Linked DNA regions of Homo sapiens: region 2 is linked to region 1. A link is a loop called in an ENCODE intact Hi-C map of the cell type or tissue named here. Cell type or tissue: endothelial cell of umbilical vein. All regions are shown on one strand. Links, peaks and the distances in the headings refer to the core of each region. The heading gives the core; the rest is flanking DNA. Region 1 overlaps LINC02615 (long intergenic non-protein coding RNA 2615). Region 2 has its middle 48 kb from the start of LINC02615.

Region 1 (16,053 bases), core at 4,095-12,094:
TATTCAGAGGTAACCTACCAAAGTCAAGGCGAAAGAGCCTACAGCAGACACCAGTATCTCAAACCTAAGATTGAGAAGGGCACACTGGTATTCAGGACAACTGGGACTTCTATGTGCAAGTGGCTGTGACATGGCAAATATAGAGGAAGAGCTCTGACTGTAGCTGCAGGACGTAGAGAGAACCCCGCCCCCCGCCCCCGCACTTTTCCATTATTAATCTGCTCTGTCTCAAGGGAGATGACAAATACTTAAATTTTTTTTTTTTTTTTTTTTTTTTTTGAGACAAAGTCTCACTCTGTCACCCAGGCTGGAGTGCAGAGGGCAATCTCGGCTGACTGCAACCTTTGCCTCCAGGGTTCAAGTGATTCTCCTGCCTCAATCTCCTGAGTAGCTGGAATTACAGGCGTGCACCACCACACCCAGCTAATTTTTTGTATTTTTAGTAGAGATGGGGTTTTACCATGTTGGCCAGGCTGGTCTCAAACTCCTGACCTCAAGTGATCCTCCCGCCTTGGCCTCCCGAAGCGTTGAGATTACAGGCTTGAGCCACCGCACCCGGCAAATACTTAAAATATTAGGAAGCTTGATCACTTACAAGGAGCAGCTCATCTGGGAATACACTTCTCATTCACCCTAAATTCCAGAACTTCCCTCAGCCCTTAGGATCACGCTTAACTTGCCAGGCAGTGAAGTTACAAGGAGGGGGTGGTCGTGGGGTAGGGCCCATGGAACAGTCAGCCTGTGCAGGTGAAAAGGGGGTGACTTCAGAGGACTCTGCCACTCTATCACTCAGGTTCCCTAGAATGGCGGTCTCATGGGATATTGTCAAGTGAATGTTTCTTTTTTTTTTTTTGTAGGAAAAAGTTGACTCTTTAGGACAATGAAGTGATTCTAAATATGGTGAATGTACTTTTTCTTTTTCTTTTTTTTTTAAGTTGGAAGTCATCCTAGCAGTTAGTTGTTCTTTGAGATGGAAACTTTATCCTCATAATTTAATTTACTTGGACTGCACAGGAGTTTTCGAATTAAACATTGTCTCTAACAGTGTTACTAGTGAATTTACCATTATTTCAAGTTTAAAATGCAGCTTTGCCCACAGACAGCCAAGACAAACCCAGGACGGCCAGCTTTAGCCAGCCTGGGCCAGCCAAGGCCCTCCTTCTCCAGTCAGGAAGTAGATGCTGGAATGCCTATGCCTGGGTCACTGCGTTAGGTCCACCCATAACTCTTAAACAGGGCTGACTCAGCTGCTAGCAGGGCGAGGCCCTGAGTGGGTGCCAAGCAGACCTTGTTGTTCTCCTGCTTGTGCCCCGTTCTTTCTTTTTTTAAAAAATTTTCAACTTTTATTATAGATTAAGGGGTATGTTCCACGGGTATATTGCATGATGCTGAGGTTTGGGGTACAAATTAGCTGTCACCCATGTAGTGAGCATAGTACCTATCACAATACTTTTCAGCCCATGTCCTCTTCCCTCCCGCCTCATCTAGCAGTCTCCAGTGTCTACTGTTCCCATCTTTATGTCTATGTGTATTCAATGTCTAGCTTCCACTTATAAGCGAGAACATGTTATTTGGTTTTCTATTGTTGCACTAATTGGCTTAGAATAATGGCTTCCAGCTCCATCCATGTCACTGCAAAGAGCATGATTTCATTCTTTTTTATGGCTGTGCAGTATTCTATGGCATATATATATATATACCACATTTTCTTTATCTAATTCATGTTGATGGGCACCTAGGTTGATTCCATTTCTTTGCTATTTGTACTCCATTCTTAAGGCCATCCTGGCATTATCCTAGGCCAGGCTCCGCTTCACTTTTCTTTTATGGGACAACCAAGCAATCCAGTTGAGGAACCCCTTACATTTCTGACAAATAGGAGAAACTGGTAAACTGTCTGAACCAATTCCCATCAAGGCCACCCTGATGCAGAGCTGATTCTATCATGTTTGTGTGGTACAAAGGTAGATTTGGGCCAAAACATAGAATATAAGCTCTGTGAAAGTAGATGCTTGTGTGCATTTTATTCAGTTCTGTCTCCCGAGGCTCAGAACAACACCTGTCATATAATAGGAGCTGGACAAGTATTTGGTGGAGGTAGTGCTGATCCAGAGGGGATGATGAGAGTACAGACCAGAAGGAACCAGGGCTCGGCAACATGGGCCTGGGCCTCATGAGCTAGAAATGGAAGAAGGGTAGCTGAACCTGGTGGAATTCAACACTCATTGCGGGCTTTTAAAAAACCAGATCATCAAGGTAAATCCTACCTTATTAGTGTTTTTTCATTAATTCAGCAAACATTTATTGAGTACCTGTGTTGTACTAAGCACTGTCTAGCTGCGAGGCACACCACAATGAACAAGACAAAAATCCACGTCTGCAAGAAGTTTCCATTCTAGTAGGGAAGACAGGCAATAAACATGCAGGTATTTTGAAGAATTTTAAGTGTGAAGAAGAAAATAACCATTAAAACAGATAGATGCCGGGTGCGGCGGCTCACACCTGTAATCCCAGCACTTTGGGAGGCCGACATGGGCAGATCACCTGAGGTCAGGAGTTCGAGACCAGCCTGGCCAACATGGTGAAACCCTGTCTCTACTAAAAATACAAAAATTAGCCAGGAGCAGTGGTGTGAGCCTGTAATCCTAGCTACTCAGGAGGCTGAGGCAGGAGAATTGCTTGAATCCTGGAGGTGGAGGTTGCGGTGAGCCGAGATCACCCCACTGCAGTCCAGCCTGGGTGACAGAGACTCCATCTCAAAAAAAAAAAATAATAAAAATAAAAAACAAACAGAGTGGAGCAGGGACAATATTATTGCTCTTGCTAGGATAATCTGAGAAGGATTCTCTGAGGGTCTGATATTTGAGCTGGCACCTGAATGCTGAGAAAAAAGGCAGGGATTTTCTCAAAGAACATTTCAAGCAGCAAGAGCAAAAGCCTTGACACACGGTACATTTGGAAGGTCAAGGGACAGCGAGTGTAGGTAGAGATAGAGGCTGAGTGGGGAATGGGAGGAAGGTTGAGTTGTGTATCCTTGTAGCCCTGGGTAAGAAGCTTACATTCTATTTTAAGTGAGAAAAGGGAAACATAAAAAGAGCTGAAGCAGGGGAGTAGGTTGATCTTCACTCATTGAAAAAAATATTTCTAGCTGTGGTCCGAAGATTGGCTATGGGGGAGGAAGAGAGGCCAGTGAGAAGGATGCTACATGCCTTGGCTGGGCTGCAGCCAGGAGGTGCTGAGAAGTCATCAGCTTGGGATACCATGTGCAGCTGCAGGACCTGCTGATGGATTGCAGGTGAGGTATGAAATAAAGGAAGGGAGGAAGGAATGAAGGTGACTCCGAAGATTTCCAGGAAGCAGCTGAGTGGATGGTGGTGCTATTTACTAATCTGGGAAGGGTAGGGATGGGGTCAGGTGAATGCAGAACCTCTTTTAGCCACAAAGAGTTTGAGGTTGACATGCACAGTCTCATGATGTCAGACAATGGTTCGAATACGGAGATCTAAGGCATAAGAAGAAATAGCGACTGAGGAGTCAGCAGCGTATTTGTGGCATGGAAACTCTGGATGAGACCACCTAGGCAGACGCACTCAGCATCAATAGCATCTTTCACAGAACTGACCGCCTCTAATGTATCACTCCCCAGTATCCTGTTAGCTCATAACCTGACTTCTTTCAGACCTATTCTCAACTCTCTCATTGACGTAATGTGAAGAAAGAGGAAATAATAGGGACAAAATGTCTGATCAACATAGAACTTCAAGGATGATGAAAGTTCCTTTTTAAACTAGATAATCTAGAGGGGAAGACAGCAAACTATAAAAGCAAAATGCAAATTATTATTCTTCTTGAACCTGGTTTCAAGTCTGTTTTCCTAGTGACGCTAATGCCATCTGAAATGCTGCGGGTGAACTAGGACAGTGCCTCCAAACATTCCCTTTGAATGACATCATTGATTCTAGGCAAAGAATCAAGGGATCTTGGACAGCAGGACTTAGGAGATAAGGAAAAGGGAAACCCATTAACATTTAGGTAACATACACATTTAACTTCTTGTTTTTTGCGTTTTTAAAGTATTCTATTCTTAAACCTATGATGCTTCATTCTAAATATATTTTATTTTCATTTTAAATTGTAAGGTCTCATTGAATTTGCTGCAGTGAGCTTCAAAGTCACATCTGTAATTATGAGGGGAAAACTGAAGCGTAAAGTTCTATAACAAATAGATCTAGTTTTCTGCTTTGCCACTGGGAAACTAAGCAGATTGCACATTTTGTTTCATAAGGAAAATCCCCCAGAGTCCTAATGCAAAACCTATGTCATATACATGACTCCACTTTGAAACAATGGAATCTCATGGTGCAGCCAACCTTTGCAAAACAAGTCAAGGAATTTTCCATGATGCCAAGGACTCTAGTTGGAGTTTGTAGTATATCAGGCCCCATTTTCCCCTGTTATTCAGCTCAAAACGTAAACAAAAAAGAAGGGGTGGAGAGGAAGAGAGGAAGGAGGAAGAGAGGGAGGGAGAAAGTAAAGAAAAACTTTACCCCTAGAGATCAAAGGTTAAAACTTAGCTCTTCCCTGGAATTGTCTGATCTTGATTCAAGGGCATAGGAAGTGTATGGCTGCTCTCATTTTATACCAGAAAACAGCAGAGTCCCTGATTCTTTGCTCTAAAACCACTATAAAAGGAAACTGGATCTAAAATCCTGTTTCACCCTGAATTGAGAATCCATCTGTGCACTCTGAGCGCTCTTCCTCACCCCACCCTTCACCGAACAGAAAAAGGAGGCGGGCAGTCCAGTGCTTTGCACATCCCTACCACAGGACCACACTACTGCTAAGGTGTTTAAAAACCAGGATCCTCATTTTTGCTCATTCTCAAATGGCTGCTTCTTCAGACATGACCCAGCCCGTTGCAACCAAAATACTACTGAGTTTTATCAGATCCACTCTGAAGTCTGCCCGCTCTTCCCTACTCTCCTCTCCAACCATTATACTCACTCCACCTAGCACTGTCTCACCAAAAAGAAGCTCTTTCTTGCCTCTGTGCCTTTGCACACACATTGTCCCCTCTCTGATCACACTTATTTGTTTCACCATGTCTGTGTCCCCCACTTACATGTTTCACAATCATACCCCAGCTGGTCTAGCATCACAACATGAGAAAGGATCACAAGTAGAATATTTTTTAAATTCTTAGCTGGGCAAGGTGGCTAACATCTGTAATCCTAGCGCTGTGGGAGGTTGAGGTGGGAGGATCACTTGAGCCCAGGAGTTTGAGATCAGCCTGGGCAAATAGTAAGACCCCCAAATCTACAAAACATTTAAAAACTGAGCTGGATGTGGTAGCACATGCCTGTAGTCGCAGCTACTAAGAAGGCTGAGGCAGGAGGATTACTTAAGTCCTGAATTTTGAGGCTGCAGTGAGCTAAAATGGTGCCACTGCACTCCTGTCCAGGTGACAGAGTAAAGACCTCATCTCTAAGAAAATAAAAAGTCAAATATAAAATAACTGGCTGGGTGTGGTGGCTAATGCTGATAATCCCAGCACTTTGGGAGCCTGAGGCAGGAGGATCACTTGAGCCTGGGAAGTCGAGGCTGCAGTGAGTCGTGTTCATACTACTGCACTCCAGCCTGGGTGACAGAGTGAAACCCTATCTCAAACAAACAAACAAACAAAAATTATCCCCAATTTAGGTCCTTTGGTGGGTTGAGTGTCTTAATGGCTCCAGCACATCCATCACTTTTGCCATGTACCTTGGCAGTGCCCTCTCAATCTGAGGGGCATTCTGCCCCAACTCACCTGACTGTGGCTTTAGCCTAGTGACTGATTTTGTCTCATGGGATGTTGGCAAACATAATTCAGGCAGAGGTTTCTGAAAGTGCTTGCACATTTCCACTTAGATTCATGTGTCTCCACCACTGCTAAGAGAGCATGCTCAGGCTGACCTGCTTGGCTACTCACACGGCAGAGCCAACGTGCCGCAGCCATCCCAGCCAAGGCTACTGTGGACCAGCCAATGGCAAACAATCCCCATACATGTGAATGAGCCCTGGCACCACCAGCAGAGCTGCCTAGCCAACTCACAGCCGACTGCAGATGAGTGCAGCGCAGAGCAGCCGAGCCCAACCCAGAGCAGATTCATGAGCTAAATCAAGGTTCAGCCAACTATGGCCATGGGCCAAGTCTGACCCACCATCTGTTTTTGTATGACTTGTGAAAAAAACTCACAGACCATTCAACTTCGTGGTTGAAAAAAATCAAAGTATAATATTTCTTAACATATAAAAATTCCATGAAATTCCAATTTTAGTGTCCATAAATAAAGTTTTATTGGAACACAGTCATGCTCCTCCATTTGCATAGCATCTAAGGCTACTGTTGTGCTACAAGTTCAGAGTTCAGAGACTGTATGGCCTGAAACACCTAAAATATTTACTATTTGGCCCTTTAAAAAAAAAAAAAGATTGTCAATCCCTGAGCTAAATAAATGTTTATTGCTGTGTGCCACTGAAAGTCACCAGTGATTTGTTTTGCAGCATCACTGTAGCAAAAGTTTACTGACACATCTTCTCATCTGAACAGCCATTTCTTTACCTATTTCCCCCACAGAAAGTACTGGTGGAGCAGAAGAAGCCCAACGTCAGAACAAAGCCAGCTTCCCCCTCCTCCTTCCCACCGTGGGCACAGACCCCATGTCCTGGATTGATGGCTGGGATGATGGGCTGTAACAATGAATGCCAGCATATCAAAAAATGTCAGATTCTTCAGTGGGTTCCTGTCTAGGGAGCAGACAACACCAACCACTCTGCCACAGTGACCAGTGAGGATCCAGAAGTCCCCTCATCCTGCCGACAGTGCCACAAAGCTTATGAACAAGGGTTTCCATCTATCACCAGCTGCACACTGAGAGGTCAAACTGCATAGGAGTAGAGGCATGAAGAGGAAACCTGAAAGATGAAAAGAAACTTTTAGCTCAACCTAGATAATTACATTGGAACTAAGTTTACAAGATTGGGCTAAAATTGAATTCCCACTCTGGGGTCCAGTGGTGGAAATTTGAGAGAAATATTCCACCAGTTAATAAAAAAAGTTGTTACATTTTTTATTATCTCTGAGTGTATTGTGAGTGAATTTTGCAAATCTGATATGAATTTTTGTAAAATGAATACACAGATGAATAAATGAATGAATGAATGCGAAACTCCTCATCATCCTGCCATGTACTCTTCCCACCACCCGCTGGCATTTCTAGCCAGTGAAGGCATCAATCCAGAAACAACTCATTCCTCATCTTGAAATGCCTTCCAACTTCTAGGAGCAAGCAGCAACTTCTAGGTCTAGCTCCCTCCTTCAGAAATGCCTAAACATTCGCCTACATTCCCTGGTCCCTTGGCTCAGGAATTTTGTAGGTGGTCTCAAAGCCTTGGATAAATTTACATGAAACAGGCTGGCATCCTCTATGTTAGAGGAGTTTGGATCTTTCAGTAGACTCTAGCCTTAAACCTGTACCAAAAATCTTTTGAGATTATAATGAGGCAATGTTTTCCCCAAGAGGAGAAAAGGTCAGATTCCCACATCTGGAGTTTGACCTTTGTGCATGTTGTCATTTCACCCACCACAGGAAACCTTTCTAGGCTGGGCTAAAATGTGTAACTTCTCAACAGTGTGGCTGGTAGCAATCCCACCCAGCTGTGTGGAATGGGAAGTGAAAGGGCAATTAATATTCTGTTAAAACTTCAGGGGGCTGCACTGAAGCTGGCCAGATAGCAAGGCTGACTCATCACGTTAAAACCCAATGCAGTATTGTCTGCTCACTTCTGCTGACTCACTTGTCAGCCCTAAGCTATGTGTACCCAGGCAGAGCTGCCAGGTCTCACATCCGCCTTTCCAGAGTGTTACCCTTCTGCACCAGCCATGACCATTCACTCTCTGGAGAAGCATTTATGATCAGCCATGGATGATTTTAAATGTGTGAAGAACTGTTTCATGGAGGGAGATTATCAGCCTCTTTCTTACATTGTTTTACATGAAAACAACATGAACAGCAACACAACTGACACTGGAGAAGAACCATAGTTCTTCCAAGCTGGAATGGAGCCTTAGAGATCAAGCTAGATCTTATGAGATCTAGTGGGAAGGAGGCTAGCACGTTGAATAAGAGCTTTGAGTCAGGCGACCTGAATTTATGTAGCCTTGGACACAGGTAGTCGAATTATAAGTAGTAGGCTAATACAGCTGTTAAGCAACTTTAAGCAAATTGCTCAGACTCTCTGAGCTTTGGTTTCCTTATCTGTAAAATTAGAAATAATTATAGCACCCACCTCATGGGGCTATTGTGAAGAAAGGATGAAAAGAGATCAAGTATAAAAGGAATCGAGTGCTGGGCACAAAGTGCTCCATATATTGTAGCTATTAGTAAGGCTGATGAGGCAATTCATGGAAACCTCTTTCCTGGAAACAGGATAGAACCTACATGTGTTTGGCATTAGATTAGTAAAGGGTAAAAGAATATCACTGCAAGCTGGGTATTGATGGGGGTGGGGAGGACAGAGAAGGAGGAAGAATTGCCCAGGGAATGCTGGACCTTCAGTATTTTGAAGGGCCCTGCTTTGGGGCCCAGGTGGGGAAGTATCCACCTTTCCATCCTGGTTTTAGGTCTGCTGAAGATAGTTATTCTTTTTTTTTTTTTTTTTTAAAAAGACCCTTCTGATTATAAGTCTTTGTTTGAAGACATTGCTCAGATTTCCCTTTAAGGGCCTCATTTAAATGTACACACAAGGCAGCACAGTCCAGTTTTTTAAAAAAAGCCTGGCTAGTAATGACATACAGAAACTGATACTTACATGATACTGTTAAGTGCACTCTTTTTAAACCACTAATTCTTATTTCACAGAAAGTGGTCCTTATGTCAACGTCCTTAAGAGGTCCAACAGCTTGTATAACCAGCAGACCTCATGGTTAGTTAGCAGCTTTCAGGACTTGAATTCCCAGTGATAAACAAAAGAATTCCGAAGGCCACAATCCATAAACTCTCCATAAAAACATATGGAACTACTTAAAAAGGTTGGCTCAGGGCTGTTGTTTTGAAAACAAGCATCCTCAGCCAGAATCTCTACTGAGTGCTATTTACTGAATGGTTGAAGAAGGGCAAGACCCCATGGATGCTGTAGCGCTGCGTTTCAGCAATCGCCAACATTTTGCAGATATTGCTCTAAGCCTCCTGATATCCTGGGAAGGATGCAAGAAGTCCGTACCTTTGCATCCATTCCACTCAAGGCATTGGGGCTACTCATGGAGGAGCCTGCACACCTTAAATATCCTTCTACACATGTGATTCCAAGATCTTAGGCCTCCAAAACTCTCGTTTACTATTCTCGGAGCTTTCTGATTACAATTCCCCCAGCAAGATTCAACTGACTGCTCCATCCTTTGCACCTCAACAATAATCCATCAAAATTTCACTTATAGAATAGATGATTCCAAGCCAGTCTCCTATTAGTGAACTGTGTTCTTTGAAAGCAGCAACTTTTATCTGCTTCTCCATATCTCTAGGATTTGGCTTAGTAGGTGCTGGACAATTCTTTTATTCTTGTATTAATAAAATCTAATTAATTACAATTATAAGTTAATGAGTAAATTGATTAGGCCCTGACCTTTTGAATCAGTCTAGAGCCAAGACTAGAACTCAAAGTTCTGATACTTACTCTGACTTCACAAGGACTTCACTCGTACTTCACAAAGATTTCCAGTGAACCCAATCATCGCTCTTGCTGTCAGATGTCAGATTAATGTGGCCACCAACATGTAGATATAGGATAGGTTTTGGATCCATTGGCCATCATACTCCTAAACGTGAACATAGTCAACTTACCTGGTTTTTCTATGCTGTTTAAGGATCAAGAGAGAATCTTCTAGAACTTTGTCTTGGTTCCAGAACAACACAGATTGTCTCTCTTTTTCTAAAACTAATAATGAGGCTTTTTTTCTCAGTATTAAAATGTTACTCAAGACTTTCTGTTTTAATAAAATGGGAGAGTAAGATAAATCTCACTATTAAAAAGCTAGAAATACTGGATAAAATATAAAATTTGAAATGTTTTATATTCATGCTTAAGCTCTCAAGAAAGAAAAAGAAATACCCAGGCATCAGAAACCAAGAGATAATTGAAAACAGAACAAAGTTTTAAGGTGTCAGTTCATGACGTAGCTGTGCTATGGAGGTGGAAGGGTGACTATTATTATTATTTATTAATTTTTTTGAGATGGAGTCTCGCTCTGTCACCCAGGCTGGAGTGCAGTGGGGTGATCTCGGCTCATTGCAATCTCCACCTGCTGGGTTCAAGCAATTCTCTTGCCTCAGCCTCCCAAGTAGCTGGGATTACAGGCGCATGCCACCATGCTCAGCTAATTTTATTTATTTACTTTTTTTTTTTTTTTGTATTTTTAGTAGAGACAGGATTTCACCATGTTGGCCAAGCTGGTCTCAAACTCCTGACCTCATGATCCGCCTACCTCAGCCTCCCAAAGTGCTGGGATTACAGGCATGAGCCACTGCACCCGACCAGTGATTACTGATTCTGTTCACCCAAGGGCTTGTGATTTCACGCTCATGTGGAAACATGAGGTAAGCACTGGGCCCAAGTGGACAGGAAATTGGAATTGAGAACCTTGCATAGAAGCTAGGTTCTACATGAAAAGGTAGTCTACATATTCTACATGAAAAGGTAGTCTAAGTAAAAACCCACCCATTCACATAGGTATATGTCAAGGAAATTGAAAACTTAAATGAGTAGGTTAAATAGCAGATTTGATATAGCAAGATAATTTATAAACTGGAAAACAGATTTTAGACATTACTCAATAGGCACAGAGATATAAAGATCTGGAAAATATGGAAGATTAAGGGACATGGAAGACGGAAAAGGAGAACCAACAGATTTAATTCCAAGAATGCGAAATAGAGGAAAATAAGACAGGCAATACTTGAAGAGATAATGGTTGAAATGTTTTCATCAATGATTAAAACACTTGAATCCTGAAGTTCAAAAACTGTAATGAATTCCAGGAAGGATAAATAAAGCTTAAATGTAACAAATCCAAAGCAAGCCACAATATAATGCAACTGCAGAACTTCAAAGACACACATCTCAAAATATTATAAAAATACTATAAAAGCAAAATCATCAACCTAGAATTCTATACCCAGCTGTATTTAGTTTTCTAGGGCTGCCATAACAAAATACCTCAAATTAGGTGGCTTAAACAACAGAAGCTTATTTTTCACAGTTACGGAGCCCAGAAGTCAAAGATCAAAGTGTTAGTAGGTTTGGTTTCTCCCTGACTTGAAGAGCACCCTCTTCTTGCAGTGTCTTCCTGGGGCCTTTTCTCTGTGCAAATGCATCCCGGGTGTCTCTTCTTATAAGGACAGTGATATTGGGTTAGGCCCCATCTTTATGACCTTAGTTAACCTTAATTACCTCTTTAAAGGCCCTGCCTCCAAATACAGTCACATTTGCCCTTACAGCTTCAACATACAAATTCTGGAGGAACACAATTCAGTCCATTGCATCAGCTAAGTCTCATTCAAAAGTGAAAGTAAAATAAATACATTCCCCAAATAAAAGACCAAGAAAGTTTACTGCTCATTGATAGTGATGAAATCAGCCCCTCCATAATTGGCCAAACTCTATGCTATCATTTTTAAAAATTAAGATTGAACAGACAAAAATGTTTTAATGTTCTACTCCCTTAAACAACTATCACAACCTCTTCAGAGACTTTCAACGTCATATTCCCCTACTTCTTCAAAGAATCTCCTCCTCCTTTTAAGATGTACATTTGAATCTCTTTTTGTGTGTTTATTTCAATGCTTTTCAGTACTCTTATTTTGAAAATGTACATTTGACTCTCCTTTGAAGTTTGTTGGCTTATGAGTACTGGACCACCTCAATTTCTTTGTGGATCCCAAGGCAACTCCTAGAAGAGGTAGATGTGTGAGTACAGGGAGGGAGGAACCTTATATTCATACAGAAAAGAGAATTTATGGAATTAATTAAATCATAAAATTAATGTTGACCTGAGCTGTGGTAGGTAGTCCTGGACTCTACCTGTTCATCTTTTTCATTTCTTCTTGCATACAGATCTTAAGTAAATGACAAAAAGCCATATTTTAAAATTTTGAATCTGTAAGTTATCTAAAACACAGACCTTTATAGAAATAAATGCTAGGGATATGTTGCAAAAAGAAGAAAACTTTAACCAAAAGTATAGAAGTGGAATGCAAAATGCAAGGTGATCAAAGTAATTTGAAAACACATGGGTAAATTTAAACAGGCATTGGCAGTATAAAATAATAAAAACAATAACAACGATAATAGTTACAATGGTAATAACAATATCAGTCAGCATCCAGTCATGAAACAGGAACCTAAGTCTTTTTGACAGAGGGAATTTAATGACTTATGTGGGTCATGGAAGCCCAGAGAGGTCAAACAGGAAAAGAGTGGCAACCCAGACACTAAAAACAGCAGACTGCTGCTACTCTCCCTGGGCTGCAGAAGCAGGGCTCAGAAGCCAGGCCATTGGGCAAGCACCAAAACCACAAAGTGAATGACACCCAGTGGGAGCTGGAGTCAGGGAGGAAACACAGCCACCACCAGAGATGCTAGAAGAAGAAGCATCCAACCTTCCACCAATGTCTTCCACTGACAAAACTCACCTAGATAGCAGAGGACAAGGGAGCCTGGAAATGTGGTTGGCTGTAATACAGAGTAGAATAAAAGAAGGGCAGGAAATGGATCTGAAAGCAAAGGCAGCTGATTAGCACAACAATAATGACTGTTAGGGTTTCAAAAAAAGGATAGGATTAAATGGATAATAAAGGACAAGATAGAAAGGGGGTGATCTAGCAAATAAAAAATTAGTAAGAATTTTAAAAATTTGAGCCAGCCGGGCGCCGGTGGCCCACGCCTGTAATCCCAGCACTTTGGGAGGCCAAGGCGGGCGGATCACAGGGTCAGGAGATCGAGACCATGGTGAAACTCCGTCTCCCTAAAAATACAAAAAATTAGCCGGGCGTGGTGGTGGACGCCTGTAGTCCCAGCTACTCGGGAAGCTGAGGCAGAAGAATGGCGTGAACCCAGGAGGCGGAGCTTGCAATGAGCCGAGATCGCGCTACTGCACTCCAGCCTGGGCGACAGAGCAAGACTCCCTCTCAAAAAAATAAATAAAAAAAAAAATTGAGCTGCACAAATTAAGAAGCTTGATTTAATTCAGAGCTGCTCACAGTTGTGCCAGACTCCCTGGAATGCCAAGAATCAGTTACAGATGTGCTGTGAGATATTAATCCCCTTGGCCCTCAGGGCAGTCTGGCAGGGCCTGGCTGCCTGGAGCCTCCAGGCTGTTAGAAGCCTTATCCAAGGCTCCTTGGAGGGAGGATGGAGAAGAGCAAGGTCTGACAGGGAACCCCACAGTCCCTGGAGATGTTGAGTGCAATGAGCAAAATGGAGCCCTCACTGCTCTGCCAGATGCACTGTGCATGGCCAAGGTGCTCTACTACCTGGAGATGTACTTCAGCAGGCACTGCAGGGCAAACCCCTGCCCTCTTGAGTCCAAAGGGCTCATGGAGCTCCAGGGGAATGGATGCTCCAGGTGACTGAGGAGCAAGGAATACAACCCAAACTGCAGCATGGGATGGAGAGATGGGGAAAGGGGACTCCTGGTAAGTGCTAATCCAGGCATTGGTCCCAAATACCTGTCTTTACATATATATATATAAATATATATAAATTTATATAAATATATATATTTATATATATTTATATATATATATATATATAAATACTATTCTGTCATCCATTGCTGTGTAATAAACTACCTCAAAACACAGTGGCTTAAAACAACAATCATTTCATTATCTGTCATTATCTTCTGAGTCAGGACGTTGGGCAGGACTTAGCTGAGCAGTTCTTTTCCTCCATTTGAGGTACATATACTTGGTATTATTCAGTTGGTGGCTGGGCTGGGCTGGAGGAATCAAGACAGCTTTTCTCACATACCTGCTATTTTGACAGGATGGCTAGATGGCTGGACTAACCAGGGCCCCTCTACCTCTGCATATAAGGTCAAGTCTTCTCCACAAGGTCTCTCCAGCAAGGTAGTCAGATTCTTATACAGCAACTCAGGCACAAAGAGGCCAAGGCAGAAGCTTCCAAGTACTTTTAAAGAACAGGCCTGGAAACAGCACAGCATCACTCTTCCCTATTCAGTTGGCCGAAGCAGTCACAGGTCAGCCTAGATTCAAGAAAAGGGAAAGTAGACCCCGCCTCTAAATGGGAAAAATATCAAAGAATTTGCAGTTTTCTTTAATCCACCATTGATGCTTTTTTCTGTTTGTGACTAATATGAACTTGAATGGCCTGCAAGCTAGAGGTAACTGTTCTAACAGTAGATTTTCACAGTAAAACTTCACTAGAATTTAAAAATACTTGGTATGTGAAATTTTATTTGGATTTGAAATTTATTTGTCCTGTGTATAAGTCAGAGTTCAGACAGAGAAGCGGAACTTTATGGGGATAAGATGGCCAGACATCCAAATAGCTAGATAGAGAAAAAGACAGATGATTAATAGATGATAGATAGATAGATAGATAGATAGATAGATAGATAGACAGACAAGGATTTCACCTTATGCAACTGTGGGAGCTGATTAAACAATCTTTTTTTTTTTTTTTCGAGACAGAGTTTTGCTCTTGTTGCCCAGGCTAAATAGAGTGCAATGGTGCAATCTCTGCTCATTGCAACCTCTGCCTCCCAGGTTCAAGTGATTATCCTGCCTCAGCCTCCTGAGTAGTTAAGACGATTGGCACCCACTACCACGCCTGGCTAATTTTTTGTATTTTTAGTAAAGAGACAGGGTTTCGCCATGTTAGCCAGGCTGGTCTCGAACTCTTGACCACCTCGGTCAAGAGACACCCACCTCGGCCTCCCAAAGTGCTGAGATTACAGGCGTGAGCCACCGTGCTTTGCTGTGGTTGAACAGTTTCTATTACGCTATTATTTTTGCGTCTAATGCTGGATTTGAAACCCAAGAGCAGGCAAGGTGCATATAAATAGGAGAGATTAAGGTCAAGATGTAACCTACAAGGATGGCCTGGAACCAGTGTCAGTTCTTGCTGTCTCCAGCCTTGATGAAGTGAGTGTCCTGCAGGAGACACTAATGCCCTTTTTCCCAGAGCTAAACACATAAACACACACCTGGCTCAGGAACTGGAGAAGCCAAAGTTAGATTTAAGGGAAGGTGCAGCAGTTCCAGCCCAGATGCTACCCTAAGCAAATGAGGTGAGCCGACAGATAAAGCAACACGTGTGAGCCTTAAAACGCCCTTGCTCCAACCTTCCCAGCATACAAAGCAGAATGGCTTCTGCTTCACTTCTGCCCTCCAAATCTCATGCAAAAATGCCTCCTGAAGCCCATCCTGACTGAAAACACATAGGGAAAGGGCTTCTGGGAGACACAGTTCAACTAGCCAAGTGGACACGTTACAAAGCTACCATGCCCTGTCACAAGAAATTTCAAATTACATTTTTTCAGTGAAATTAAGGAAGAACTTTAGATGCTTCCTATATAATATCAACGGTTTGAATTGTTTTTAAAATGTTGTAACATGATTTTGGTAATTTATTTGGACAAATATTTTCATTGGGTTTTCAACACCATGAATTTGAGGAGATTAGAAAAGGTCATTATTAAAACATCTTAATCAGGAATGATCTATAGCTATTTCAAACATAAAATCTGATTAAAATAGTTATGTTCATGAAAGCAAACTCAAGTTTCTCAAGTAAAATTCTGAAAGTGTTTTATTTAGGCTTATAAAAATTTAACAATGTCTTATCTAATACTTTGTATTTTTCCTTGTAATTATATAAAATTTTAAAAGGTACAATAAATATTTTAGTAAGCCCTGCAAGACATTTTCAAATCAACTCCAACTTATGCTACTGTGCTGTACAAATATTAGAATTTTCTATATATGAGATGTCATT
Region 2 (16,053 bases), core at 4,162-12,161, 140 kb after region 1:
TGAGCCCCACACTATGTGACCTTGGGCAAGTTACTTTTATAAACTTCAGTTTTCTTATCCAGAAAATGGGAGCAATAGAGTTCCTTCATCTTAGGGTTGTTATGGGGATTAAATGAGATAATGAATGCAAAGAATGCCTGCCACGTGGTAAGTACTCAATAAAAACAGGATGGTGGATGGATCTTCTTAACCCTGGCCACATGCCTGGAACCCAACCTACCACAGTGGTTCTCAACCAGGGGTGATTTTGCTGGTTGCATTAACTGAGAGGGGCTGTGGGGCTACTAACCTCTAGTGAGTAGGGGCCAGGGATGCCACTCACCATCCTACAATGCACAGTGCAGCCCCGCAATAAAGAATTATCTTGTCCAAAATGTCAACAGTGCCAAGGCTGAGAAACCCTGTCCTGCTAGTAGCTTCACTTGACTTCCTTCGGCCCATGCTGCTACTGTGTCCCCCACGTTGGAGTGGCTTTGGAGCCCTTCCCAGGACCGGCCCATCCCACTGTCTCCTGAGCTCCCATTTGTGAGACTGTTTGTCAAAAGGCCGCCAGGCTTTAGTGCCCTGACCTGAGTCCATAACAGCAGGAGACAGGCAGAATCACCAGGCCTCTCTGACCAGAGACAGGCAAGAAACTGCCTCCTGCAGGGCTGTGGCAAAGAGCCACGTGAAAACAGGCACAGCAGCCAGTGGAGCGTTCCACCCAAACTGGCTCCACACCAGGCCCAGACCATGAGTCACCACCACATGCTGCCGCCTCTCGCCACGACCTTTCTTTATCCCTTCATTAGCCATAAATCTTCAGGAGCAAAACAGCAGAGAACAGACTGGGAAGGCCCTGGCAGAATATCACACCAGGCAAATGCCCAAATCAAAATTCAGAGTTAAATGCCCGGGCCCTGGATGAATGCCAGTCACGGCAAAGCAAGGCTCCCCCGAGCCATCCCTGCAAACCAGGGAAGTGGACAAACGGAACCTCCACTCTTGCCATAATTTAAATCATGTGACAACACTGGGGCATCCTCTCCAAGAGAAGAAACAGATGTGTTTAGCAATACCCAGATGGCTGGAGACAAACTGAAGAACCTGTGCAATGTTTGCCTCTAATTCATGCTTGCACCAAAAGTCCCCGACTCCTCTAATGTCAAATGGAATTAATATTAAGTCTTTCATGCAGTGTTGTGAGAAACAATTGACACAAGTTATTAAGTGGTGCTTTGACTCAAAATAAAGCAAATTTGGCTTTTTTGTTTTCTGGTTGTTTGCTTCCTTTTTAGAAGCAAACCATAATGCTGGGGAAAAGCCTGGCAGAGGCAGCTCCTCCTACACGGAAACTTTACTCTGCCCAATCTCACTGGAATTGTCTTTTTCAAAGTGTAGTTTCTAAGCACCTGTGTTAGAAGTACCTAGAGAGCCAGAAAACAAGCAGATTCCTGGGCCCTACCAACAACCTACTGAATTGAAATGTTTGTGAATAAGGCTTTGGAAGGTGCCCTTTTAACAAGTTCCCCACTTGAGTTTTATACCCCCTAAAGTTTCAGAACCTTGTAACAGTGAATAAACCCTGGGACAGCCCAGCCACTGCCACTATTTCCAGCAGTAAGAAGACAGACTGGGTCCTTAGCTTGCTTCTTTCCTCTGCCAATGGTACCCCATCTTATGCAAGTGAAGCTTCTGGACAAGACAGGACAGACCCGGAATGACTCATCTGAGCTAAACTGTCCACCCTCACACTGATGTTTATAATACTGACAGCAGCAAATTGCCATTTGTCCTTCTTGGTTTTGTAATTTATGTCAACATTCTCAAAGTTAAAAGAGCCTGAGTGTTTCCCTTTCACAGCTGGATGCTGACGGCTCTGAGCAAACTCCCATCTCCATTGCTTGTTACCAGGGAACTCATGATAAACAAACAGATCTGACCTTAAATCAATCTCTCTTCCCCTCACTCCTCCCCTCACCCACAACAACTTTTTTGAGTATTTAATGTGTGCTCCAGACATTCACATACATTTTTCTTGCAAAAGGTCTTGTGAGGAATTAGCTCCATTTTACAGATGAGGGAACTGAGCCACTAAGAGGCCATGTAAGAAACAGAACTGATGCTCGACTAGGCTTTCTGACTCCAAACCCAATGCTCTTAACAGCTAAACTACACTGCCTCCTGCTGTCTCCAGGAAATGATAATTCAGTGTAGCCACCAATTGACTGTGGTTGTCTAACCTTTAAAATCTTCTAACCATACCATTAGCAAGCACAAACAAGCAGACCAAGTAAAGGAGGATTATTTTATGACTACTCGACCATCCAGTTTCATCAATTCATGAACTTCTGGGATAATACCAACAACTCACATTTGTTAAGCACTTACTGCTGCAAAGAATTCTTCCAAGTGCTGAAAGTACTCGTTTAATCCTCGCAACCACTCTTGGAGGTCAGTGCTACCATTGTTCTCTCTTCACAACTAGGAAGATGTAATACAGAAACGTTTGCTAAGGTATCTAAGGTCACACAGCTAATAAGTACCTAAGTTGGGAATATACCCAGGAAATAAGGCTGCAAAGCCATACTAGTCAAAGTTAGTTAAAGCCTTAACTAACCCACTTTACTGTGTATTCCAGAGTTAACACAATGACAGTGTCAACACATCTATGCAAACAATGAGGAGAGCGGGACACACTCTTCCTAGATCTTTCTGGTGCCTGAGGGAATTGACATTGTTTTGAACCATGGTTTCAGAAATGCTACAGAAAACGGAGACCCATAAAATGCTGAGCACATGGAAGATGAAAGCTCTAAAATGGTGTGGGATTCCGTCATAAATAAAGTCTCAGAAAGAGTTCAGGTCTGCAATGTGCTTTCAACTAAGGGCAGGGAGAAGCTTTGTTATGATTATTACAATCTAATTTAAAGCTGAAGCCAGGCAGGAGGGAAAAAAAGAAAGAAAATAAACTCTCCACTAAAGCTGTCAGCCCAGCTGTAGCCTCCAACTGTTTTAGTCACTAAAACCTCATATTTAATGGTCACTTTTATAACGAACACTAAGAAAGAAATACAAAGCTCTAAATCAGACTTTATTTCTTTAAAGATGAACAGAAATCGCATTGGAGGCGTCGGGAAGGCCACTGAGAGACGGTGCCACCATGCTGCCCTTCCCGCTGGTGATGGTGACATAACCATCAAGCCAAACCTCTGGTCTAAGGTAGTCCAATAACCTTGAAGGGAATCCCAACTGTGTGTGCAGAGTCCAAATCATTCCCAACACCAAGTGACAGCAGCTTCTATCCATCTGGCCCAGACCTAGAGCTTCTACATTCCCATTTCAGAATGATCATCTTTCCCATTCATAATTTGTTTAACATGGCGTTATTGCCACAGGAAGTAAATACTGGGTGGCCAAAATGAAAGTCTCCCATAAAACTTCTTAACAAATTGGAGCATTTATCTGCTAAGCCTCAAGAATGCAGTTTATCTCTGATTATGTATGACATCTTTTAAATTCTTCGGCTCAGAAGAACATTCCAGAGATGCTACTATGGTACTATGGTCTGTCACTAATTGCAGAACCAAAAGAACAAATGCTGAGACCATATTTGGCCAGAAGATGTTTTCTAACATTTATGAGGTAGTGTGATCAAACTAAAATCTGGGAAACAAAACTTCAGCAAATGAGTAAACTCCTTATGCTTAAATCCCAGCCCCAGGGTTCCCTCCTTCCCTGACTTTCCTAGGACAAGTCAGTCACTCCATCTTCTGGGTCGCACTGCATTCTCTTCATACCTCAATGATGGCATGGAAGATATTGTGGTCTAATTATCCTTTTTCACAATGTCTGTCTCCCTTACTATCTACATGATAGCTCCTACAAGGAAAGGGCCAGTGCCTTATCATCTTAATGTCCTCAGCACTTAGCAGAACTGGCAAATAATAGGCACTCAATAAATATTCAGTGAAAAAAAGAATGGGATCTAAAATGAGAGGGCAAAACCCATCCATTCAATTCAAAATTTTTGTTGTTGTTGTTGTTTTAGAATTAGGGTCTCACTCTGTCACCCTGGCTGGTATGCAGTGGTACAATCATAGCCCACTGCAGCCTCAAACTCTTGGGCTGAAGAGATCCTCCTACTTGAGTCCCCCAAGTAGCTGGGACTACAGGCCACCCACTACCACATCTGGCTAATTTTTTATTTTGTTATTTATTTATTTATTTATTTATTTTTAGAGATGGGGTCTCACTCTGTTGCCCAGGCTGGAAGACAGTGACACAATCATGGCTTACTTCAGCCTCAACCTTCCGGGCTCAAGCAATTCTCCCACCTTAGCCTCCTAAGTAGCTAAGACTACACGCAGGCACCACTATGCCCAGCTAATTTTTTATGTTTTTGTCAGAGACAAGGTCTTGCTGTGTTGCCCAGGCTGGTCTTGAACACCTTGCCTCAAGCGGTCCTGCCCTGGCCTCAAAAAGTGCTGGGATGATCCCCCACACCTGGCCTCAAAGCAATTATATCAATTAATCCTGTGGTACTGGGTCAATAATTTTGTGGCTCTATCTTCTGATTTGGCCTGTCTCTGGTTCTATTTCTGTTCAAGTGTAATCCCTTTTTTTTTTTTTTTTTTGAGATGGAGTCTCACTCACTCCGTCACCCAAGCTGGAGTGCAGTGGCACCATCTTGGCTTACTGCAACCTCTGCTGCCTGGGTTCAAGCAATTCTCCTGCCTCAGCATACCAAGCAGCTGGGATTACAGGTGTTAGCCACCATGCCCAGCTAATTTTTTTGTATTTTTAGTAGAGACGGGGTTTCACCATGTTGGTCAGGCTGGTCTCAAACTCCTGGCCTCAAGTGATCCGCCCACCTTGGCCTCCCAAAGTGCTGGGATTACAGGCATGAGCCACCAAGCCCAGCCTCAAGTGTGATCCTTACACCAAAGACTTGATCAGGGATCCTAAAGTTGATGTAACACACATAAGTATATAGGTTTGCAATACATTGACATACTATTAGGTTGGTGCAAAGTTAATTGCGGTTTTTGCCGTTAAAAGTAATGGCATTAAAAGTAATGGCAACAATCGCAATTACCTTTGCATCAACCTAATATTTACTGGATTTCTCAAACCAAAAAAACAAGTAGTATATGGATACTTCCATTTTCATCAGGAAATTGTGTCTAATGAATCTGAGACTGTTTCTTTCCTCCTTCCTCTACCCAGAGGGCAGACAAGTCTGCATGGCCATTCCCACACAGTCCACAGGAAGCCAAGAGTAGGATGGATCATTCGCTCCGTCATTATCCCCTAACTTTGCACCAATCCCTTCAGCCCTATTCAGTACAAACGCATCGTGACTCCACTTCCAGGTTACCTTCTCCATAAAGTCCCCTATCCTGGGGCAAGGGAAGCCTGGATAGAGGCAGGACCAGAAGAACAAAGTTCTGTCATCTTTGCCCCAACATGCCTCTTTCCAAATCCCATAGCTCAAGTGTGTACTCCTGACATAAAGCCACATGCCAGAGTTCTCTCCTCTTCTACCACACAGCATTCATCGCCCTTTAGTTCCTAGATGACAGCAAAGATTTATTAGCATGTGAAAATGCCCCAATCCACCCACAAGTAGAATTATCTTTGTCAGCCCATTCGTAAATCTTTTATGATACAGAATCAGAGAATGGGTAAGAAGTCCAGAGAGGTGTGAGAAAACAGGGAGACTAACCAGAGAAGCTAGGTCAGTCTACATAAGAAAGAGCTGGGAGATGCAGGGCACAAGGGGGGATGTCAGTAGACATGTTGGGAAGTAGTGATTCAAAGAGAATTAGAAAGGAGAAGAAACAAGATTTTATGATGTATAGCTGGCAGATAAGAACAAGTTCTCCTTTAATGTGTTTTGAGAGGCTTGTGTAAAGATTAAAATCACTTAAATTACGTTTGGTTTAGGCTGGGCATATTTATAGGAAATTCCATGCAGAGATTGGCCATTTGGGCTCTCAGCTTGTTTTAGAGTTCTACCTGCTATGACCTAATGCAGTAACACCTTTCCAGGTTGGGAAACTTGTCCTTGTGAGAATCACCTTACCGCACCCTTTATAATATAATCCATGAGGGGCAAATTGGGATCCACAGAGGATAATTAGGCTCATTTACAAGGAAGATTAAAACTAACCATTGTGGTATATAATTCACTGTTGGCCAGGCACTGTGAAAACTGCTTTAAATGTATTTGCTCATTTATTTGGTAACAAATTTATTTTTATTTTATCCTATCTCATTTCAGAAAGATAAAAGCAGCTTAGAGGAATACTTAACTACACAAAATACAATAAATAAAAAGTGAGAGCAATTTTTTTAAAAATTGCAACGGTGTAAACTGATCCATGTATGAGGCCAAAAATGTATAACATAATGACATGCACACTTGATACTGATGAACCGCACACTTGGCTCTAGGCTTTCTAGCAGCTAGTTCAAACAAAGAAAACCAGTCAGTTATGCAAATTACCAAATCCATAAGATTAAAGCACAGCAAGAGATGTGAAGCTATTCCTGGTATAAAGGCCAAATAAGCATTTCTCCAGTGGAGAGGAACCATACATGATGGACAAAACAACTCCCTCCACAACATCCATAAATAGAGTTTCAAATACACATTTCAAAAGCTATTTCTTATATTGACGTTGAATATAAGCTGACAATTTTACAACTAACTAAAAGCAAGTCTACATATAACCCTGTGAAGTGGATATTGTTCTCTAATCTGGTAGGAAAAAAATAAGACTCAAAGAGGTTAACTGATGTGTCCACAGACACACTCAATGAAGTGCACACTCACTCAGGTTTGTGCAGCACCACCTGACTCTGAGTCCCAAGCTCTTCATATGACCAACACTACTCCAGCAAGGCCAAACCACAGAACAAAAGGAGTCCTCTTTATCAAAAGTTATTCTCCACCAAAGTCATCATGATGCACATGCATCTTCTTCTCAAAAGACTGGAAAATAGGTTTCTTAGGAGGCAATATTATAAGTCTCTGGTGTATGAGGCAGGCCCTCCTCAACTTCAGAGTGGCTTCTAGCATCTATGTTCATTTAAGTATTTAAGTGTCACTGAAGCAGGTGGCACCCTGAGTACCAGCCTGCAGAAGAGGTCAACCCTGTGGGGTGGGGGGTAACCAAGACCTGGTTATGTTGGAGGTATCTTCCCTGGTGCCCTCTCAGGACCAGCAGGTGAAGGCATCTCTGGGAATGTTTCCCTCCCCTTGTAGCACTGGGTGACAGGAAGAGATGCTCATGAGAAGAGGAACAGGAAGGGGAGGGGGGGAAGGCTGGCTGGGTCACATTGAAGGGCTCTCAGTGGCAGGTCCAGGAAGCAGGGATGTGTTTCTTACCCTTGAGCAGCCATGAGCAGGGCAGGAACAGCTGGGCAGCAGTCCTCAAGTCAGAACAAGAGGGCTTCTTCCCTGAATCACATTCCCAGCCCCGCCCCAGACCTACTGGGTAAGAATCTCAGGGCGGGTTGACCCCGGATGATTCTCATGGTCAGAACACTTGAAAACTGGAGTTAGGACTTGCAGTCAAATTGGTTCTTTAAACTCACAGATATTTACGAAGGGCCCCTCATGTGCCAAACTTGAAGTGAATCCCAGGGAAGAGGGAGGAGCACCAAGACAAGACCTTGTCTTCAGACTACAGTCATTGGAGACAGACATTTGAAAAAAACACAGAAATATAGACACAGTAGATTGTGCCTTTCTCTCACCTAGAATCAAGTCTTTCAGCTTGCAGTGCAATGTACTGAACTTTCCAGGGCCTGGGAAGCTCAGTTTTAAAAAGTATGAGGAGCTGCATTTCAAAAAGGCATAACCTGAAAAGAGGAAAGCACCCTCTGGTGGCCCTCTGGGTGGCAGCACCTGCAGGAACCCCCAGTCCTAAGTAAGAGGGCAGATGTGGCTTCAGGCAGGCGGCCCCAAGGCAGGAGATCCCAGAGTAGCCAGAACGTCCACAGGCTCTGTTGTGTTTCCGTCCTAAATCTCTCCTCAGTGTCAAACCAGTCACTCTGTGAGAAGACATTTCCCCCTGTGTCCATTGCTAAGTGGGTTTACTTCTGAACACCTGGCCTCTGCTGTGGAGTCAAGTGACATAATCTGTAGTTAAGGCATGGCCTGAGTCCATCTCTACTCTCCCCCGACTCTAACATGCAACAGCGCCTGGAACACAGAGGTACTCAATATAAATGTGATGAATAAATAAATGAACTGCACTATCCCATCTAGCCTGACATTGTCTGCTTTGTAGGACCTAGGGAAGGCTGGACAAATATCACAGTGGTTAAGTCCCTGAATTCTCTGAAAATAAATGACTTCTTAAAATATTTAAATATAATCTATGTCCTTCCTAAGAGTCTCTATGAAAAGAATAATATTCACAAGGGGTATACTTTGTGCTTGGAGCTAAGCCTGGTATGGCTTAATTTGCAGTAGAGTAACATGTAAATTTATGATAATAAATTATATTATTTAAATGAAATTATAAAAATAAGAGTGGCTCACTCATATTCAACTTTCATGAATGCTGACACCTCTTGAAGAACATGGAGGCCTGATTTGTATTCAGGCCTGAATACCAGTGTGAACCACAAGAGCTCAGAGACTGCTGGTTTGAAGTATGTCCATGGGAAGCCCAGTCAAATACCTGCATGGTATACTTAGCATTTTCAGCACATCTCCATTCAAGAAGCCATGAGGAAATCCGCTCAGTGCAGGAATCTGGGTTATGACATGGCACCCACAAAGTCACTCAACACTAGCTCTCAGAGACCACCAGGAAGAAAGGTCATAACAAGAAGGAACAGAAAAGGCGTACATTTGATGATACGGTGGAAGAATTAGAAGGGCAGAGAGAGAGAGAAAAGCACAGAATGGAAAAAAAAAAACCCTCAAAGAACTATTTGAAATGGTGTTTAATCCGCAGAATCCAAAAGTAAACAAACCAGTCAGTAGCCTCTGAAGGAGGGAATTGATTTTGAGACATGTTGATTATGCCTCTAACTCTTAAGCTTGTGAAATACTCTACTGAATTAAGAAACACCAGAGGCTGAAAAGTACTTCTGGCCAAAGATGTAATCCATCTGAGTTGAAAGGCCACGGCAAACCAGCGGAGAGATGGTTGGCTAAGTAGTTCACCACTGCACAGCCATGGCCTCTCACTGGATTCTACTTCTAGTGCTAGGAGTCTCCTCTGTCCACCATGTCTGGCTGAGCTCAGGGCATGGGATTTAACATGTGCACCTGTGGGATGTTTGCAAGGGGGCTAATGCTGACCAGAGAAACAGCTTCATTCACCTCCAGATGAGTGACATCAAATCTTCATTATTCAGAATTTTGGAACCCTGTCTTTGAGGTTTGCTGCCTATAAAAAGCCCACATTACTCCCAACTACCATCCTCAGGAAATACATGGGAGAAGTGGTTAAAAATATTAGCTTTGGTAGAAAAGCTGAATTTTAATGTTCACAGCACGAAGAAATAACAAATATTCAAGGTGATGATATGCTAACTGATATGGTTTAGCTCTGTGTCCCTACCCAAATCTCATCTCCAATTGTAATCCCCACATGTTGAGAAAGGGAGGTGATTGGATCATGGGAGCAGTTTCCCCCATGCTGTTCTCATTATAAGTGTTTGGGAGTTCCTTCTTCCCTCTTCTCTCTCCTGCCACCTTTGTGAAGAAGGTGCTTGTTTCTCCTTCAACTTCCGTCATAATTGTAAGTTTCCTAAGGCCTCCCCAGTCACATGGAACTGTGTGTCAATTAAACCTATTTCCTTTATAAATTACCCAGTCTCAGGTATTTCTTTATAGCAGTGTGAAAACGGACTAATACAGGAAATTGGTACCAGTAGAGTGGGGCACTGTTATAAAGATAACCTGAAAATGTGGAAGCAACTTTGGAACTAGGTAATGGGCAGAGGTTGAAACAGTTTGGAAGGCTCAAAAGAGGACAGGAGGATGTGGGAAAGTTTGGAACTTCCTAGAGACTTGTTGAATGGTTTTGACCAAAATGCTGATAGTGATATGGATAATGAAGTCCAGGCTGAGGTGGTCTCAGATGTAGATGAGGAACTTCTTGGTAACTGGAATAACAGTGACTCTTGCTATGCTCTAGCAAAAAGACTGGCAGCATTTTGCCCCTGCCCTAGAGATCTGTGGAACTTTGAACTTGAGAGACATTATCTGAAATTGGAATTTATGTTTTAAAGGGAGGAAGAGCATAAAAGTTTGGAAAATTTGCAGCCTGACCATGTGGTAGAAAAGAAAAACCCATTTTCCAAAAAGAAATTCAAGGTGGCTGCAGAAATTAGCGTAAGTAACGAGAAGACGAATGGTCATCACCAAAACAATGGGGAAAATGTCTCCAGGGAATGTCAGAGAAATTCGTTGCAGCCCCTCTCATCACAGGCCCAGAGGCTTAGGAAGGAAATGGTTTTATGGGCCAGGCCCAGGGCCCCCGCTGTTGTGTGCAGCCTTAGGACATGGTGCCCTGTGTCCCAGATGCGCCAGCTCCAGCCACTGCTAAAAGAGGTCAAGGTATCAGCTTGAGCAGTTGCTTCAGAGGGTGCAAACCCCAAGCCTTGGTGGCTTCTCCATGGTATTGGGCCTATGGGTGTGCAGAAGACAAGAGTCAAGCTTTGGGAGCCTCCGCCTGGATTTCAGAGGATGTACGGAAATGCCTGAATGTCCAAGCAGAAGTCTGCTGCAGGGGGTGGAGCCCTTGTGGATAACTTCAGCTAGGGCCATGCAGAGGGGAAATGTGGGGTTGGAGCCCCTACACAGAATCCCCACTGGGTCACTGCCTAGTACAGCTGCAAGAAGAGGGCCACCGTCCCTCAGACTCCAGAATGGTTGATCCACCGATAGCTTGCACCATGCACCTGGAAAAGCCACAGACACTTAATGCCAGTCCATGAAGGAGCTGCTCAAGGCTATGGGAGCCCACCCTTGCATCAGCATGCCCAAGATGTGAGACATGGGGTCAAAGGAGATCATTTTGGAGCTTTAAGATTTAATGACTCCCATGCTGGATTTTGGACTTGCATAGGGCCTGTAGCCCCTTTGTTTTAGCCAATTTCTCCCATTTGGAATGGGAGCGTTTACCCAATGCCTGTATCCCCACTGTATCTAGGAAGTAACTAACTTATTTTTGATTTTACAGACTCATAGGTGGAAGCGACTTGCCTTGTCTCAGTTGAAACTTTGGACTGTGGACTTTGAGTTAATGCTGAAATGAGTTAAGACTTTGGGTGACTGTCAGGAAGGCATGGTTGGTTTTGAAATGTGAAAAGACATGAGATTTGGGAGGGGACAGGGCAGAATGATATGGTTTGGCTCTGTGTCCCCACCCAAATCTTATCGCAAATTGTAATCCCCACATGTCGAGGGAGTAAGCCGTAACCCCCACATGTCGAGGGAGGGAGGTGATTGGATCATGGGGGTGGTTCCCCCATCCTGTTCTCATGATAGTGAGTGAATTCTCACAAGATCTGATTATTTCATTAGTGTTTGGAAGTTCCTCCTTCACTCTTCTCTCTCCTGCCGCCTTGTGAAGAAGGTGCTTCTTTCCCCTTTGTCTTCCACCATGATTGTAAGTTTCCTGAGGCCTCCCTAGCCATGTGGAACTGTGAGTCAATGCAATCTCTTTCTTTTATAAGTTACCCAGTCTCAGATATTTCTTTATAGCAGTGTGAAAACAGACTAACACACTAAGTTGATCACTACACATTGTATACATGTATCATTCTGGATATGGGATATCATTGTATCCCATAAGTATGTACAACTAAAAATAAAAGATAAACAAGATATTGGTTTTGAAGTCAGGGAATCAAGGATTAGAATTCTGGGTTTGCCATTTAGTAGCCATGCAACCTTGGGCAGGCTTATTTACTTCTATGAGCCTTAATTTCCTCAGGGTTAAAATGCAGATTATAATAATATATCTTAGAGGTTTACTGTAAAAACCAAATGATATGACATAAGTAAATCTGTTCGCAAATGCTAGGAAATAATAAGCTTTCAATACACATTTTTTAAAGTTCTAGTTCTTAACTGAGTCCAAAGATATCAAATGACTTTCCTGAGGTGACATAAAGGCAACGCAGCACCATTTGCTTCTCAATATCACGGATTGGTTTCAATTGCTACTTTTATTATGTATTATTTATCCTCTCATCTAGCTATTAGCAAATGTGTTAAATTTTAAAAGAGCCTTGTTTCATCTCTCTCAAACATTTCAACCTTTTTGGAGAAATCGTTATTAACCATCACTTGCTGCTCATAAACATTCAGTTAGGCTGACATACAAATGTCAAGAGTTCAGACATGTAAATGTTAAAATAATTTTGCCAGTAAAATTTCATGAGTTTCCACATAAAGTGTTTCAATTAACTCCATTTTGTTAGATGTGATCTTAATCCCTAAAACAGCAATTAATCTCAGCTAGTAGTATTCTGATTGTTTTTTCATCAAGCTTAAAATGCCCTTAAAGACAGGTTTGTGGCTTGCACTTCCTTCATATCCTGCACAATCTCTGGTATAGCAATAGGCCTAAGTAGATGTTTGATATCCATCTGATCAGGCATATCTTTGGTATCAATAAATGCAAGTTCAGGGAAAAAGAATAAACCAAGTCTCTTTCTCAAACTAAAGGCTAAATTATAAGAAAATTTTAATTGTTCCAATAAAAGCAATTAATTTGCAGCTACTGTGACAAAATAAGACTACACAGACAGAGTGAACCAGCCTCCTTGAGTTACTCAGCCCAGTGTTCTCACTGGTCCATGAGAACGTACAGTGAGAACATACAATGAGAAGGAGAGATGCTTCTTATTGTTAAAAATATATATATAGTAATAAAAACCATTTAATCTAAACTTACAGTTTTCAGCCTATGGGTACACATGAGATGTCAGTGATAATAGTACCTCCCCCTTAACTGGCTTGTTGTGATTTGAATAATGAAGAACTTCAACAATGCCTCTTTTGTGCCACCTTTTTAGCTGTCACTCATGTGACCACAGACAGTCCTCCAATGGCCTTTTCTCTGCCCACCCTTTACACTACACTTAAAGTCACAGAATGCAGCCCCAAGCCCATCCATGAAGATCCTAATTCCTTGCCTTAAATTGTATGCCTAGTGTTCACAAACCTATAAACCCACCAGATGCCAAAATGGTACCCACCAGATGCCAAAGTGGTTCCCTTCCATGCTCTTGACCCCAGCCACACAGTGGTCCTCACAGTGCAAAGCCACAGTCCTGGTGTCCTCACCTACCAAGTCCACATATGTCATAATATTGTGATTAGATATGTGTGCTCCAGGGTCAGACCACTTAGGAGAGAATTCTGGCTCTAAAACTCACGAACTCTGTGAACTAGGGTAAATTACTGAGCCTGTCTCTTAGCTTCAGCTTCCTTATCTGTAAAATGGGGATGATACAACTGGGGCTTATTGCAAAGAGTGAATGCAGTAAGGTACATAGTAGCTAGTATAGTTTCTGGCACATAAGAAACACTCAATAAATGTTCATTATTATTATATTACACCCTGAGAATAAATCACTAGAGTTATGCTCTAACATATGATTTAATGGCTGGCTGACATAACTGCAGGGAAACCCTAAAAGTGAATCCTTTTTTGCCAGGCATTATATTAGGCCCTATCATATAGTTTAATATTCACAAACACTGAAATAAATATCGTTATCACTGTTTTTACAGGTTCATAGAAGTGACTTACCCAGAGTTAATTTGCCTATACAAAAGAACAGCTAATAGCTGTCCAAAGTCCCAGTTTTCTCCACTAATTCATGGTGCCTCTCTCACACTTTGGAAAACTTGAGACCTTCTCATTGGTGCTACAGTTAACACTGAAATCAGCAACACACTCACAGGTTTAATCTGCTGTCCAGAAAGTTGCCCTGACTCCTACCCACTTCAGCTTCTGTCCACAGTTCATAAGGATGCAACCATCTACACAGCTGCTGGACTGTCATCACCTTTGAAGTTTTATTTATAAGTCCACAAAGCATGTGTCTTTACAAAAGTAATGGGTGGGACCCTCAAACACTAATGACTTCCCAGCAGGGGCACAGTTGTTGGTTTATCTCAAAGGCTTTGAACCCTGGCTCTTCCAAGCTTCTTCACAGGGAAAGGCTCTAAATCAACTCATCCTTTATGAGCCGCTAACTTCCTGAACTGGAGTTGGAGGCCTCCTTATTTGGAGGAGACAGGGACGGGTCTGGGACAATGTCTGAGCTGTCCCTTTCCGTCTCTGGCATGGAACACTCCCTGGGGTTGGGAATGTGCCCTCCTCCCCTTGTCGGTGAAAGCTGCACCCCTCTCATCTCTGTGCACAAACACCATCCTCTGTGCTGCCTCCTCGGTTTCCTCCACTGTCAGCAAGTGTCATCTTCGATACTTCAGGGGGCTAAATCCCAGCAAGACCTTGCTGAAGTTCTTCCCCTAATGAAGATAGACGGGCACATTGAAAAGATGATCTGAGTCTCCTCTAGAATTTCTTCTCTCAATTTCTGTATTCTCTTACGAACAAAGTACAAGGTTTTTTACTCATTCTCATTTCCAGAGTCAGAATGTTTCATTACAACAGATGTGTTCACTTGATGTGGACAAATCTCTTCTTTTTAGTCAAAAATTCTTATTACTACAGTAATGGATCTGCATTTGCAAACTGCTTAGAAAACAGGAACAGCCAGCCGGGTGCAGTGGCTCAAGCCTGTAATCCCACCACTTGGGGAGCCCGAGATGGGCGGATCACGAGGTCAGGAGTTCAAGACCAGCTTGACCAAAATGGCGAAACCCCATCTCTACTAAAAATACAAAAATTAGCCGGGCGTGGTGGCAGGCACCTGTAATCCCAGCAACTCGGGAGGCTGAGGCAGGAGAATCGCTCGAACCTGGGAGATGGAAGTTGCAGTGAGCTGAGATCGTGCCATTGCACTCCAGCCTGGGCAACAAGAGCAAGACTCCATCTCAAGAAAGAAAGAAAGAAAGAAAAAGAAAGAAAAGAAAAGAAAAGAAAGAAAGAAAGAAAGAAAGAAAGAAAGAAAGAAAGAAAGAAGGAAAGAAGGAAAGAAAGAAAGAAATCAGGAACAGCCTAATAAAAGCCATACTTTTTTCTGAGTTCCTTGGTATTTTTTATGTTCCTCTATTACTATTTTTAAGACCATTGTTTATATATCTGGTTCTCCAGCTAGTCTGTAAATGCTTTAAGAGCCAAAACTTGGTTTTATTCATTTTTGTAACCTCAGCAAAATGCTCAGTTTCCTGAAATGCAGCAGGTGATCAACAAATGTCTGGATGAATGGATTTAATAGAATCCTCAGACTTTAGAGAAGGAGAGCCCTTGAGCAAATCTAATCTGAATTTTTCTCATTTTACAGTACTATCTTTTCACTGAATTCCAATCAGGCTTAAAGATTACAGAGATGGCAATAGCATCAATTAACTTCTCCTATTCCTTCCTTTTGTGGTCCTTCTAGCCACTCAAGGGGCATGAAAGGAGTTCCAGGCTCCTCCATTCAACCAAGTTCTTTACAGTTTATCAAGTTTCCCCAAAATAATATGCTTGGCCAGTGTCAAGTTGAGGGGCTTTTCTAATGCTGTCTTATTCTCCTCTTGGAGAGTCCAACCTTGCAAATCTTTGTAATATTCACGTTTATAATAATATAAGTAGCAGACATTTATTGAAAGGTACTCCATGCCAGGCACTGCGTTATGGCTTTACATACATTGTCTCATATAATTCTCATGACAACCCTATGAGGCTTAGACAAGATAAGTGGTTGCCCAAGATGACACAGCTAATAAGTGGCAGAGCCAGAATTTGATCTAAGTCCAGCTTCTGAGCCCTACTTGTTTAATCTAATCTAGCTGAGAAAATCACCCATATTTTTCTCATGTAGCTATTTTGAGGGTTTTATTCTTAAGGGTCAACTGCTTTTATTATATCATGAATATGAAGTATTTCTAATGTATTGATGAAAAGTATTAAG

What was found. Hi-C counts contacts between places; a loop is a spot of excess contacts. Peaks named below come from ENCODE experiments on the same cell type or tissue, not always from the same donor. Only the 100,000 strongest peaks of a DNase experiment are listed, where the experiment ranks them.
Region 2: a loop joins it to region 1, with 1.9 times the contacts of the local background. A loop is called at or near these places in 4 of 110 quality-filtered maps.

Annotation. Positions count from the first base shown.
Region 1 is chr4:128,509,657-128,525,709 of GRCh38, reverse strand. LINC02615 (long intergenic non-protein coding RNA 2615) reads right to left here. Exons shown (of 9, transcript NR_125882.1): 7 at 14,065-14,299; 8 at 9,712-9,853; 9 at 6,312-6,954. Among named protein-coding and RNA genes, the nearest start is that of LINC03140, 53 kb to the left of the region's middle. RefSeq lists enhancers at 7,491-7,540, 7,083-7,844, 7,759-7,903, a cis regulatory region at 7,826-7,836 and a silencer at 8,813-8,892. In endothelial cell of umbilical vein, for the core only: no CTCF peak of the experiment used is centred there; DNase peaks (open chromatin) are centred at 4,329, 6,149, 7,739 and 8,459; H3K27ac peaks cover 4,045 bases.
Region 2 is chr4:128,371,878-128,387,930 of GRCh38, reverse strand. No RefSeq gene overlaps it. Among named protein-coding and RNA genes, the nearest start is that of LINC02615, 48 kb to the left of the region's middle. RefSeq lists an enhancer at 1-261. In endothelial cell of umbilical vein, for the core only: a CTCF peak has its summit at 7,881 (motif pointing left); no DNase peak of the experiment used is centred there.